Regions from separate parts of the Homo sapiens genome. Here all the other regions are linked to region 1. Evidence: chromatin contacts called from ENCODE Hi-C or POLR2A ChIA-PET data. All regions are on one chromosome and are shown on one strand. The core of a region is the stretch at or near the end of the contact, and the rest is flanking DNA. Distances in the headings are between cores, read along the strand shown.

Region 1 (2,873 bases), core at 252-2,751:
TCTAACAGAGAAATGTGTTCTTTTCTATGAGATGTGGATTGCTTAAAATCTAGTTGAGCTAGAGCCTAGTTCCAAAAGAATTTGTTCCAAAAGCAACCAGGCATTTTTCAAGTCTATGCAGATTCCCTTTATGTATATATGGTTGGTGGAGGGGCAGTGTAAATATGGGGAGTGGTGATGATGAGCATACTGAATCTCTATACTCATCCCATCCCACTAATGCTTTGAACCCATTAATGTGTTAAATTTGAGCCTCAAAATGACCTACTGAGACAGTAGCTTTCTTGGATGAGATATGAAACATTCTTTGCCTGCTTTGATCATTGAAGATAGTCTTTTCAGAATCTGAAAAATTCATTCAGTTTATCTTATAAGATACATCTCTTAGGGGTAGCTTTGCCAATGATGAAATAATAGCATCATCCCTGTTGTGGGTTGGGGACATTTAGTCTTGCTTGTATCAAGGGAGGCATACATGGAAGATTTAGCAGCTATAACAAGAACCTTCTTGCCAACTGGGCATTTAGGAGAATATGGCCTGCAATTGAGCCAGAGGGACAGTGTTACCATGCTGAGTGTTTTACTATGATTTATGCATCTGTCTCCTCTCTGTCTCTCTCTCTCTCTTTTTTTTTTATGACTTCCCAAAAACTCAGGTTTTGTTCCAGTGTGTTCACTTTTTGGGAAATGTAGATAAGATTAAATTTCTTAGGCCCAGCTTCATGCAGGATGGATAGAATTCTGACTTGAGCTTTGCTGCAGCATTTATCCTTTGTACATGAGCTTAGGTGCCCTTAAGCATTTGGTACACTTAAAGTAAATCAAACAACAAGTAAATAATTTGAGCTCATCTGCCTGTTACTCAGACTCTTCAATAGGAAGTCCATGTTTTTTAACGTAAAAGCATTAGTGTTCAATGTTTAAATCTTTTGTGATATGTGTCTCCATGGCCTCAGAAACAGGATTTGAGGAGATTATGGAGGTCATGTGGTTTCCTTGATGTCTTCGGAGTGCCAAGGAAGAGAAAGGGAATCAGGATATTACTTTCCACGGTGTGGAACAAATTACATTTTTGTGCAACATTTTTATGAATTTTAATTCGAAAGTTATCTGCAAATCTAGCTTACCTCTTATAAACACGTTTTCAGAAGATAATTACTATTAGTAAGACTGCTGCAAAATACCAAGCAGAATCAGGAAGACAGGTATCTGACTTCAAAGCTATTCTTACTCCTCACTTCCCTTCCCCGAACTCTCAACTCCACCCAAAAGCAAGTCTCTTTTTAAACTCTGAGATTTCGTGCAAGTCTGGAGTCTGGCTCTGACCACAAGGCAGGAAATAGCTCATATGCAGCATCCAGAGAAGAAAGTTACAAGACAAAAAAAAAAGAAAGCCCACACATGCACACACACATTTCTTTTTTATCTGATACTTTACAAAGTTTATTTGGAAGAAAGGTTGAATTGCGCTTTTTGTTTGTTTTGTTTTAAAACTGCCTGTTCCCAAATGGCTGATGAGCATTGAGTTGAGATGAGGACAAGTTGGCTGTTAGCCTGAAGGCTCTTCCTTGTTGCACCCAAAGGGAATTGTAGAAAGATTTGGAATTCTTCAGATCTTTAGCTTAGAGACCATGGGTGGAGCCTACTTGCACAGCATTCAGCTGATGGTTGCTAATTAAATGCTTGCCCAGTAACTTCAACTGGCCAGACTATTTCACAGGAGAGGAAAAACACCCCATGAGGTAACTGCCAGGGAAAGAGGGATGTCTGGCAAAGCTTGCTAGAAACCAGAGGTGCTAGCTTGGAGTGTATTTCTCTCTGAAGAATAAGTGGTAGCCAACCTGGAATCTGGGTCAAATAAAGCATACTTTAAGTCCACCCATAGGAAAAGGACAGAATTGAGAGGAAAAAAGCTAAAATAGTTCTATTAAATTAACGAACGACAATTAAGTAAATAAAGTCAAACAGTTGTGATTTCTAACTTCATAGTTAACAGAAGTTTTCAAACCGATAAATTTAACTCCATTCTAGTTTAGATTGAGGTATGCATAAACACCACTTCTAATCCTTCCACAGTCTGGGACCTTGGCTGGGTCAGTTTCTATTTACACTGGAGTAATTATTAATAGCACCCTCTTCTACTCCCAAAAGAGTCCAAGTTTGGATGATAAATTTTATGTTCATGCTTTCCATGACCAATGCCTTGCAAGACTTCAGATGGTTTCTAGTGATATATTATAATGTGATAATTAGGGAGTCACTGACAAGCCTAGTAAGGCTAATTGTATCAAAACTTCTTAAAAACACAACCAGAGTGAAGAATCCAACAGTGCTTCAGCAATTAGTTGTAGTTAAGTACAAACCCAAAACAAATTAACTCTGTCATGAGATGCCAAAACAAGTTAATAAGTTATCTTAAATTGCACAAACTGAATTCTAATGTCCAGAGCCAAGGAACATATTGCTATCTCTTTTCGTGTTTCTGAATTGTGCCTCAAGAATAGTATTTCTTGCTAAGCATACGTTGCAAGAAGCACTAATAAACTGAAGCACGTGCAGAAAAACAACCACAAGGATGGAAACATTTTAGGAAACTATGGCCTAAGTGGTATAGTTGAAAGAGCTAACAAATGGTGCCCAAAAGGTAAGAAGGCTATCAAGTCCTGCTAGATGTCTTCAAATACTTAAACATCTGTTATATGAAGGAGAGAGCTGATTTATTCTGTAGATCTTCAGGTTAGATAATATGTTAAAGGTAAGCAAAAAAAAATCTATTCCGTACAAGGGAAAACTTTCTTACTAATAAAACCTTCCAAAAATGGAATGAAATATCTTTGGAGGCCATAAACATTGATAGAGGAGTTCAAGCACAA
Region 2 (2,873 bases), core at 156-2,655, 790 kb after region 1:
CAAGGGAGCAATGGCAAATATTTGAAATCTTTCTTGGCACTGATCTTCAAGGAAGTCAAAAATTTCTAATATAATTCCTGGAATAAGTAAAGAACAAATTTTTTGACCTTGAAATTCAGGTTCCAAATTTAGATCAAAGGTAATCTCCTAATGTCCTAAAAGATTATTTTTAAAAAGGGAAGCAGGCAGCTTTTTCCTCAGATTCTACCTGAATTCTACAGGATATTACAGCAAGTGATAACTTTTTCCAGGATCTTTCTGGGGAACCTGTGTTCTGTGCCCTGTCTTGAGTGGTTTTGTTGACCATCTTGACCTAAAAGTGTCCAAATGTTGATTGATGTTTATTTCAATGAAGAGGCAACCATGTATGTTTTCTGTGTATGTGCAGAACATTAATGGGATGAGATTATTCTCCTGGAAAAGTGGTTTAAGCCAAGCAAGGGAACTGTGAGAATGACCAGGGTAACTTAAACAAAAGATCTTGCCCAGCCTCTCTGCTCCACCTCCCAGTTTTCTGATTTGGTATTTAGGATGATGGCGGGAGAGACTATGAATTTTGGGGTGGGCATAATGTCTTTCTATTCATATGTAACTAATATAGTACCGGGTACTCATAGATTGTAAGTGTTGGTTAAATTTCTTGAATTATGCTTTTTGTCCAACTGGGATAAACAGTTAAAATTAAACCTCCCAGAACTAATTGTTTTCGTTTTGTAGAATAAGGTTTTGTTTGTTTCAGTTTGAATTTTTGCTGGCTTCATTTGGCAGGATAAATGCCAAAATAAAAGAATGTGGGCGTTTTCAGGAGATCTGGTCATCTATTTTGCATCCTTTCCGAAATATGTTACTTCCTGCATAATGAAGTAAAAGGATTTGCTGCTGGGCAGTGCTTTCCTTATTCTCACAAAGAGATTACTTAAAAGCCAGCCCTGGGAACTTTGTCCATGAATCTCTATTAGGAAAAAAAGAGTAACATGGGACTGCAGCTTCCGAGTGTTCTCTGGTTATAGCCCATAAGCACTGGCTTCTCACTCTTATTTTTCCCTCTGGGGAGAAAAGGAAATAGTTTGAAACATGACATTCATGCTCAGAACAACAGCTAAGACCTATCATGCAGCAACAATGAAGGGGAGGGAGAAAATAAGAAGCTATTGAGACAGCTTGTTTTTCTTTGTACAAGACAGGTGCAGGGAGAATTCTGCAGGTTTTGGACTCCTTACTCATTTCTTGCACTAATTGTGCTGAAGGTAGTTAGCAAAAGTGAACAGGCACACTGTAGCTTTAAAAAGTCAGCCATGAACCAGAAGGCAGTTGGTGCAGCTTGTGTGTGATTCCTAACGTCATGTTGGCTGAGAGCCAGCCTGGTTTTATTTCACTGTGTCAAATTGTACCTCCTTATTGAATTCCTTTGCCAGCCTACTTTGTGAAAGAAAACATTGGGGTTTCTTTGGCTGTTCTTGATAAGCCTATAAAAAATGATATTTTTTAGTTGCTTATAGGTAGGTTTTCTTTTTACTCTTCCACAGAAAAGAAAATAATAGTAATAATAATAAGACAATGTAGTGTGGTGTTGCAGAGTATCATTGTGAGTGTTTTGTTTTGTTTTCTGAGATGCTTAGAAAATGGTGAATGTGTAACAGTTTCCAACTGAAGTGAAATCATATTCTGTTAGCATGGAGCAGCAGCACTATCTTCCTGTCTACTCTCTAACGGTGTGTGAATGTATGCTAATATCTATATATATATATTAAATGTTGGATTTCTCTATCAATGATCTAAGTGGTTTGCAGCTGGAAGTTTGTGTGTATGTGTGTGTTTCAGGAGTGAAAATTATCCCACACTTACAGTGTTATTTGTTAATCATCTACTTCTCTAACAGTGATAAAATCTTGCGAATATACTAAATGATGCACTTGCCATGTCAGAGTAATCCCTAGAGAAGGAGTGCCGAAGTATAAAGTGATTTGAGTGGAAATGTATTTAATTTATGGCTTCAGCTGAATAAGAGCAAACACGTTTCGGGACTGTTTCTTCCTTTTTTTTTTTTTTTTTTCTTAAAGCAGTTTTGTTCGTAGCTTTTTCATTTTGCTAATTGCATATTAATTGTGGAAGGCTTTTAATTTTCCACAGCCCTCATCCTACTAAACAAAAAGACAGAGTGATGGATGCTACAATATCTCCTTAAATGTTTTGATGATTTTTCATAAATCTAATGAGTTACCTACTCTTTCTTACACATACACACACACACACACACACACACACACACACACACCAGCACCACCTTTCTGTGCTAAGGGCTATCTGGCATTTTTTGTGAGCTTCCTGCTTTACCACAGCATGGCCATCTCACAGACGGGTTTTTGAGGCTTTCGTTGAGAATGTGAGGTAGGGGAATACTTGCTGACAAAAGCTTTAAGTGTCCTTCTGCATTGCAATGAAAAAATCTAGGAGCAAGGGGGAGTGGACAAAAAAAAAACCAAACACAATAAGAAAAAACAAATCAAAGCCCATAATGGGAGGGGGGCAGGAAAAGGGGGATTGTTTTTCTCTACTTTGACTCATTTATGAGTTGCAGTGTCTTAAGTGAGAGCTAGGCACCCAGAAGAAGCTGTGCCAGTTCACACAGCACTTGTTTTCAACGAGGATTCAATTTCATTTGCAAATGCTTATTGTCAAGGCAGGGAGTGCCAGTACAGATGAAAGCACCCCAATCCGTCTCCTCCAGTTCTTTAGGTTTAATCACATCTCTCCAATCGCCGAGGGAACTGGAGATTTAAACAAACATACGTGAACTGGTGTGAAGCTGTAAAAGGGACCATTATGTTTCCGATTCAGAATATATATTCTTCTCTCACTTTCTAAGAATTAAA
Region 3 (2,873 bases), core at 270-2,769, 640 kb after region 1:
TTGATATGAATTCCATTACACAAAGTATACACAAATGAACTGTTAAATGGCAAAATTCACTAATCAGTGTTTTCTTATTGGCCTTTTATGTAGTCCTAATTTGATTACATTATTGTTCCTATTTATTTTACTTATCAGTATTGTTTCTATTTTTTATGTTTGTCAAACAGTTGGCAGTAAATCTGAAGTAAGATTTTTTTAGATAGATTGTTTTAGATAGACCTTTTTCTTTCTTTCCTTTCCTTCCCTTCCCTCCCCTCCCCTCTGCTTCCAAAGAGAACCACGGAAATTTCTTATCCTTTAGTGTCAAAAAAACAAGTACTCAAAATTTTTGTTAAATGCCACAGGTTACTTTCTTTCCTGAAAATTGACAAGGCAAGTTTTACTTACTTTTAATCAAAAGAGATGTTTTGGCCAGGCGCGGTGGCTCACACTTGTAATCCCAGCACTTTGGGAGGCCAAGGCGGGCGTATCGCTTGAGGCCAGGAGTTTGAGACAACTCCTGACCTGGCCAACATGGAGAAACCCCATCTCTACTGAAAATACAAAAATTAGCCGGGCATGGTGGTGCGCGCCTATAATCCCAGCTACTCGGATGTCTGAGGGGCGAGAATCGCTTGAACCTAGGAGCGGAGGTCGCAGTGAGCAGAGGTCGCACCACTGCACTCCAATCTGGGAGACAGAGTGAAACAACGTTTAAAAAAAAATAGAGAGGTGTTTCTAAGTGAGATCACTAAATCAGGGGTTTAGGTAAGTAGTAGTCTTCAGTGGTAAGGTTTTAAAATTAACATGTCTCAGCCAACTAGAAGGAACTTTTTTCTCTCAATTGAAATTTCTTGCTATGGTGGATTTTATATAATTTAAATCTTGTATTTTGTTCTTTTCAAATTTTAGAATGTTTTAAAATGTACCCCTGGTAATAGACATATGTCAGCAGATTATAAGTTTGATAAGCAATACTGACATACTAAGTGTATGTAGTTCCTGTATGTATTAGGCCTAAATCAATGAATTAGAAACATTCAATTTTTTAAAGTGCTATTTCACATTGTTTTATTTATACGTGTTATAAATTTGTTTTGCAAGAGTTTTTTCATACCCATTTCATACTAGTTTTTTTTTATGAAAAGTTAGCTGCTTATAAGGATTCATAAAATCTGTATATTAGTTGATTTCCTAGAAAAAATACAACCTGTCTTTAGCATGTTGTGTTTGGAGGACAGCTTGGCCTTCAGTTGTTTGCATAGACTTGTCATACATGTTTAACTAGTTTTCTTTTTAAAGAATGTTTAGCCTACTATATATATAAAGCTTTATATTTAATGCTCTCATTAGCCTATATATTAATATTAAAACACCCAAACATAAAGCCTTTTAGGCAGATATTGCAAGTTTTTAAAATCCTCAACTCTAGCTGAAAAGTGTTTTGCTAAGAAAAGCTCAGTAATGTGCTGTTTTATATTAACAGGAAACAGAACAGCAGTAGTGGTTTGAATACCCTGCAAACAGGAAGTTTGACACATGCATAGCTCTTAGCTTCTGTGTAAGAAGTTGTGAGCTCCTTCTGGAAACATTTGCAGTTACATTAAGTAAAGTGTAAATGCACATGAATGGCAGCTTATAGAGAACCACCTTGTAACCAGTATACAGGTACAACTACAGCTCTTCAGAAATTGGAAGGTTTTGCTAGCCGGTTATTTCATAGACACTCTAAAGGTACTGCACATGATCAGAAAACAGCTCTGGAAAATGACAGCCTTCATTTCTCTGAACATACTGCCTTATGGGACAGATCAAGTAAGTTTTGTTTTTTAAATGATACATTATAACTAGCAACTAAAATGGTAATTGGAGTTTTACAATCAAACATAAAGAACCCTCTTTTGTTTGTTGTTTTCTGATTTTCACAAGGACATTTTGCAAGATGAAGTTGAAAGAATTCCATAAAAACTTGATTATAAGTTGAGCTGAATCATTCAGCTTTCATCATTGTATGGTTTTATTTTTGACTAAGTTCAATATCAGTGACAAGATTTTCTATAAAATTCTTACATCATTTCTAATGTACTTTTTTTTGTTGTTCTTACATAAAAATGAAATACTTAAGTTTCAGAAACAACCATCTGTTTACTTCTTAAAATGTCTTGTATTTATAAGCTTTAAACTTTGAAAGGGGCAACAAGACTCTTGAATTTATAATTACATTTCTATTGTGTTTGCCATGGTTTTATTTTTAAATGCATGTGAGAAAGTTATTTCAGTTTTACAAACAGGAATTTCTAAAATAAAACATAATTATTCTATCTAAATTCTTACACTTATAACATTATGGATATCAAAAACTTTATAATTATATTTTATGTTATTTATACATATGACTCAAATGCAGGAAAAGTTGGTTATGCATGAATCACATTCTTTCAGGCATGTTAAAATGTTTGAACTTGCAGCTTTGCTAAAATGGTGCTGGGGAACCATTTTTGGTGCCATACACTCTAAAAGATAAATTGCACATATAAACAATACTAGTGCCGCCATTCTACATCTCACCTTGGACCCTCCTCAAGGTATTTCTGTGACTCCAATTAGAGGAACAATAGAATTACCCTTGAAACTTTTGCCCTCTTTGGTGTGTTTGTTTGATCATCAAATAGCACTAGCGTTTGACTCTTTCTGTTTATGTATTTGGTAGCAGTTAAGGAAGAAAACTCAGCTTAACAACCACAACAGCAAAATCAAGAATGGCTTACAAAATTTACTCCTAGGTTTATACAGCACCTTGACAGTGTTATAGAAGCTTATTTGAATTAATTTTTTACTAAATCAGAAATTTTTTTACATTCTTCAAACTATTTTTGGGAGATTGAGGAAGA
Region 4 (2,873 bases), core at 220-2,719, 590 kb after region 1:
GGCTTATAAAAATTTTGTGTGTGCCTGTAATCCCAGCACTTTGGGAGGCCGAGGTGGGCAGATCACGAGGTCAGGAGTTCAAGACCAGCCTGGCCAATGTGGTGAAACCCCATCTCTACTAAAAAAAAAAAAAAATACAAAACTACAAAAATTAGCTGGGCGTGGTGTTGGGCACCTGTAGTCCCAGCTGCTTGGGAGGCTAAGGTAGGAGAATCGCTTGAATCTGGGAGGCGGAGGTTGTAGTCAACCGAGATTGCGCCACTGCACTCCAGCCTAGGCGACAGAGCGAGACTCCATCTCAAAAAAAATAAAAAATGAAAACAAAAATGCAAAAAGAGAATCTTGTGTGTGGCTCACGTTACTCTAAATTAGACAGTTGGGGTTTTTAGAAATCTTAAGGACTTGTCCCATAGCAGTCTTATGTGAGGCCCAAGGTAGAGAAAGCCCTCTCCAAAGGGAATGTGGATGTGGCTTTTTGTCTCTTGGAATATATTAGAATTTGATAATATGAGAAACCCACAGAGTTTTAAAAGAAATTGTATTAATGTTGATTGAAAGGGTCAGAGATAATTAATAAGGAAAAAAGTGTACGGGCCCTCACCTACTGTGGAAAGGAAGCAGGCTGAAAAGCTACTCACCTCTTCACATAGGCCATTTCATGTGAAAGAATGATTGAGAGAGGGCAGCCAAGAAGCCAGAGAGTACAGCTAAGAGACAAGGAGAACTACTCTCAGGACTAATCAAGGAATGAGTGACATGTGCCCAACTGGACTTTAGAATTGCTATTGATGAGGGAGTGTTTATACCTCTTGTTTTCCCTCTTTTTGAATGGGAGTATCCATTGCAATTTCTATTCCTATCTCACCATCGTGTATTGGGCAGATAACTTGTCTCTTTAGTTCACAAGTCTTTAGATTAAGAGAAACTAAGTATGAGGAGTTGCACTCAGGAAACTGGATCTGAGAGGCCTCATCTATACCTGCATTTGATTTAGATTACATCCTGGACCTTAGGATAAGGCTTCTTGGGGTCTTGGAAGGAGTAAAGTATATTTTGAAAATGGAGGAGTATTCTGTGACAAAGTGAAGATGGCTACAAATTCTTAACCACCCTTTTCATCTAGAAGCATAGCATATTTCTTCATTCCACTGAATCTGGGCTGGGTTTCTCATTGCTTTAACCAGTATAATATGGTGGATGTGATGCTAGATCCGTTACAGGGTTGAGGCTCTGTCCTCTTTTAAGCGAACTGCTATGCAAGAAGTCTGACTATTCTGAGACCAACATGCTGTTCAAAGCCCAACTAGCCACTTAGAGAGAAAGAGACAGAGAGATGGGGTGTGGGGGTGGGGGGTAGAGAAAGAAAGAGAGAGATTGGTAGCACTAGATAAGGTGAATTATTTCATGGGCCTTTTAGTCAGCCCAGCCTTCAGCTGAAGACAGATGAGAGAGTGACTCAGCAAACAGTGTGAAGTGAGCCAGCAGACCTATGACCTCATTTGGGCTGTTCCAGCTTCTCGCAGCTGTTGAGCCACCCAGCTTAGACCCCAGACATTGTGGTATAGAGATGAACAGTTCCTACTGTGTGTTGCCCAAATTCTTGACCCAGAAAATTGTGAGCAAAATATGGTGATTGTTTGAAAACTAAGTTTGTTACATAACACAGATAACTGAAACACAAGTAGAAAAATTCTATCACCTGCCCAACCTCACAGAGCCAGTAAGAACTAGTGTTCTCCCCTTCCCTTTTATTTTTAGTTGACACATAATAATTGTACATATTTATAGGATACAGAGTAATATTTTGATACATATGTAATGTGTAATGATCAAATCAGGGTAATTAGTATTTCCTTACCATAAACATTTATCATTTCTTTGTGTTAGGAACATTTAAATCCTCTCTTGTACTTGAAAATGTACAGTAAATTATTGTAAATTATAGTCACCATACAGTGCTATGGAGCACTAGACCTTACTTTTCCTATCTAGCTGTGATTTTTTATCAGTTAACCTCTCTCTAATCTGTAGTAACCCACAATTATCTAATTCTCTTCCCAACTTTTAATAACCACAATTCTCCTATCTACTTGTATGAGCTCCACTTTTAAAAGCTCCCTCATATGGGTGAGAACATATGGTATTTTTCTTTCTGTACCTGACTGATTTCACTTAACATAACATCCTCTAGGCTCATCCATGTTGCCACAAATAACAGGATTTCATTCTTTGTTATGTCTAAATAGTAGGTCATTGTTTATATACATATATATACACTTTCTTTTTCTGTTAATCTGTTGATAGATGTTTAGGTTGATTCCATATCTTGATTATTGTGAATAGTGCTGCAATAAACATGGGGTGCAGATGTCTCTTCAATATACTGATTTCCTTCCGTTTGCATTAATAGCCAGCATTGGGATTGCTGGATTATATCTTCTATTTTTAGTTTTTTGAGGAAGCTTCCATACTGTTCCATAATGGCTGTACTAATTTACATTCTCACTAAAAGTATATGAGAGTTCCCTTTCTCTGCATCCAAAAAGACTATTGTCTTTTTAACAATAGTCATTCAAACCGAGGTGAGATGGCTTTCATTTGCATCTCCCTCATGATTAGTGATGTTGAGCATTTTTTCATATACCTGTGGCCATTTGTATGTAGAACCAATGCTTTTAATCACATGTCAAACTGCCTATGTCCCAGTCCTTTCCAGAGAGCCCTCTGGAACCCTTTTTCTATTGTAAACAAATTTATTTAAACCTACAGGTTTTCCATGGAATAGAAGTTTATTCCTCAGTACCTTGCATCTACTAGTTGGGCAGTTATGGTGAGCATATCTTTTTGACTTAATTCTAGAGTAATTATATAAT

The links. A loop is a pair of places that touch in the nucleus more often than their neighbours do. ChIA-PET counts read pairs that join two places held with the same protein, here RNA polymerase II (POLR2A). Pooled maps may share reads with other maps.
Region 2: a map with no recorded cell type shows a loop between it and region 1 (3-fold over the local background). The contact joins the promoter of SAMD13 here to the enhancer-like site in region 1. A Hi-C loop is called at or near these places in 3 of 37 single-sample maps with no recorded cell type and 6 of 50 pooled maps. POLR2A ChIA-PET finds 5 or more read pairs at or near these places in 1 of 52 experiments (naive thymus-derived CD4-positive, alpha-beta T cell).
Region 3: a pooled map shows a loop between it and region 1 (4-fold over the local background). The contact joins the promoter of PRKACB here to the enhancer-like site in region 1. A Hi-C loop is called at or near these places in 2 of 37 single-sample maps with no recorded cell type and 10 of 50 pooled maps. POLR2A ChIA-PET finds 5 or more read pairs at or near these places in 1 of 52 experiments (CD4-positive, alpha-beta T cell).
Region 4: a map with no recorded cell type shows a loop between it and region 1 (2.4-fold over the local background). The contact joins two enhancer-like sites. A Hi-C loop is called at or near these places in 3 of 37 single-sample maps with no recorded cell type and 2 of 50 pooled maps.

What each region holds. Positions count from the first base shown.
Region 1 is chr1:83,507,295-83,510,167 of GRCh38, forward strand. No RefSeq gene overlaps it. Among named protein-coding and RNA genes, the nearest start is that of LINC01712, 63 kb to the left of the region's middle. RefSeq lists an enhancer at 1,209-1,368. Within about 2 kb of position 1,502, at least 7 of the 41 ENCODE cell types and tissues checked have a DNase peak (open chromatin) inside an H3K27ac peak, as active enhancers do.
Region 2 is chr1:84,300,303-84,303,175 of GRCh38, forward strand. SAMD13 (sterile alpha motif domain containing 13) reads left to right here and starts at 1,406. Exons shown (of 4, transcript NM_001134663.2): 1 at 1,406-1,499.
Region 3 is chr1:84,142,752-84,145,624 of GRCh38, forward strand. PRKACB (protein kinase cAMP-activated catalytic subunit beta) reads left to right here and starts at 1,520. Exons shown (of 10, transcript NM_182948.4): 1 at 1,520-1,797. The coding sequence starts at 1,611. RefSeq lists a silencer at 1,539-1,588.
Region 4 is chr1:84,102,087-84,104,959 of GRCh38, forward strand. It overlaps a transcript of PRKACB not described here. Among named protein-coding and RNA genes, the nearest start is that of PRKACB, 41 kb to the right of the region's middle. Within about 2 kb of position 1,470, at least 11 of the 41 ENCODE cell types and tissues checked have a DNase peak (open chromatin) inside an H3K27ac peak, as active enhancers do.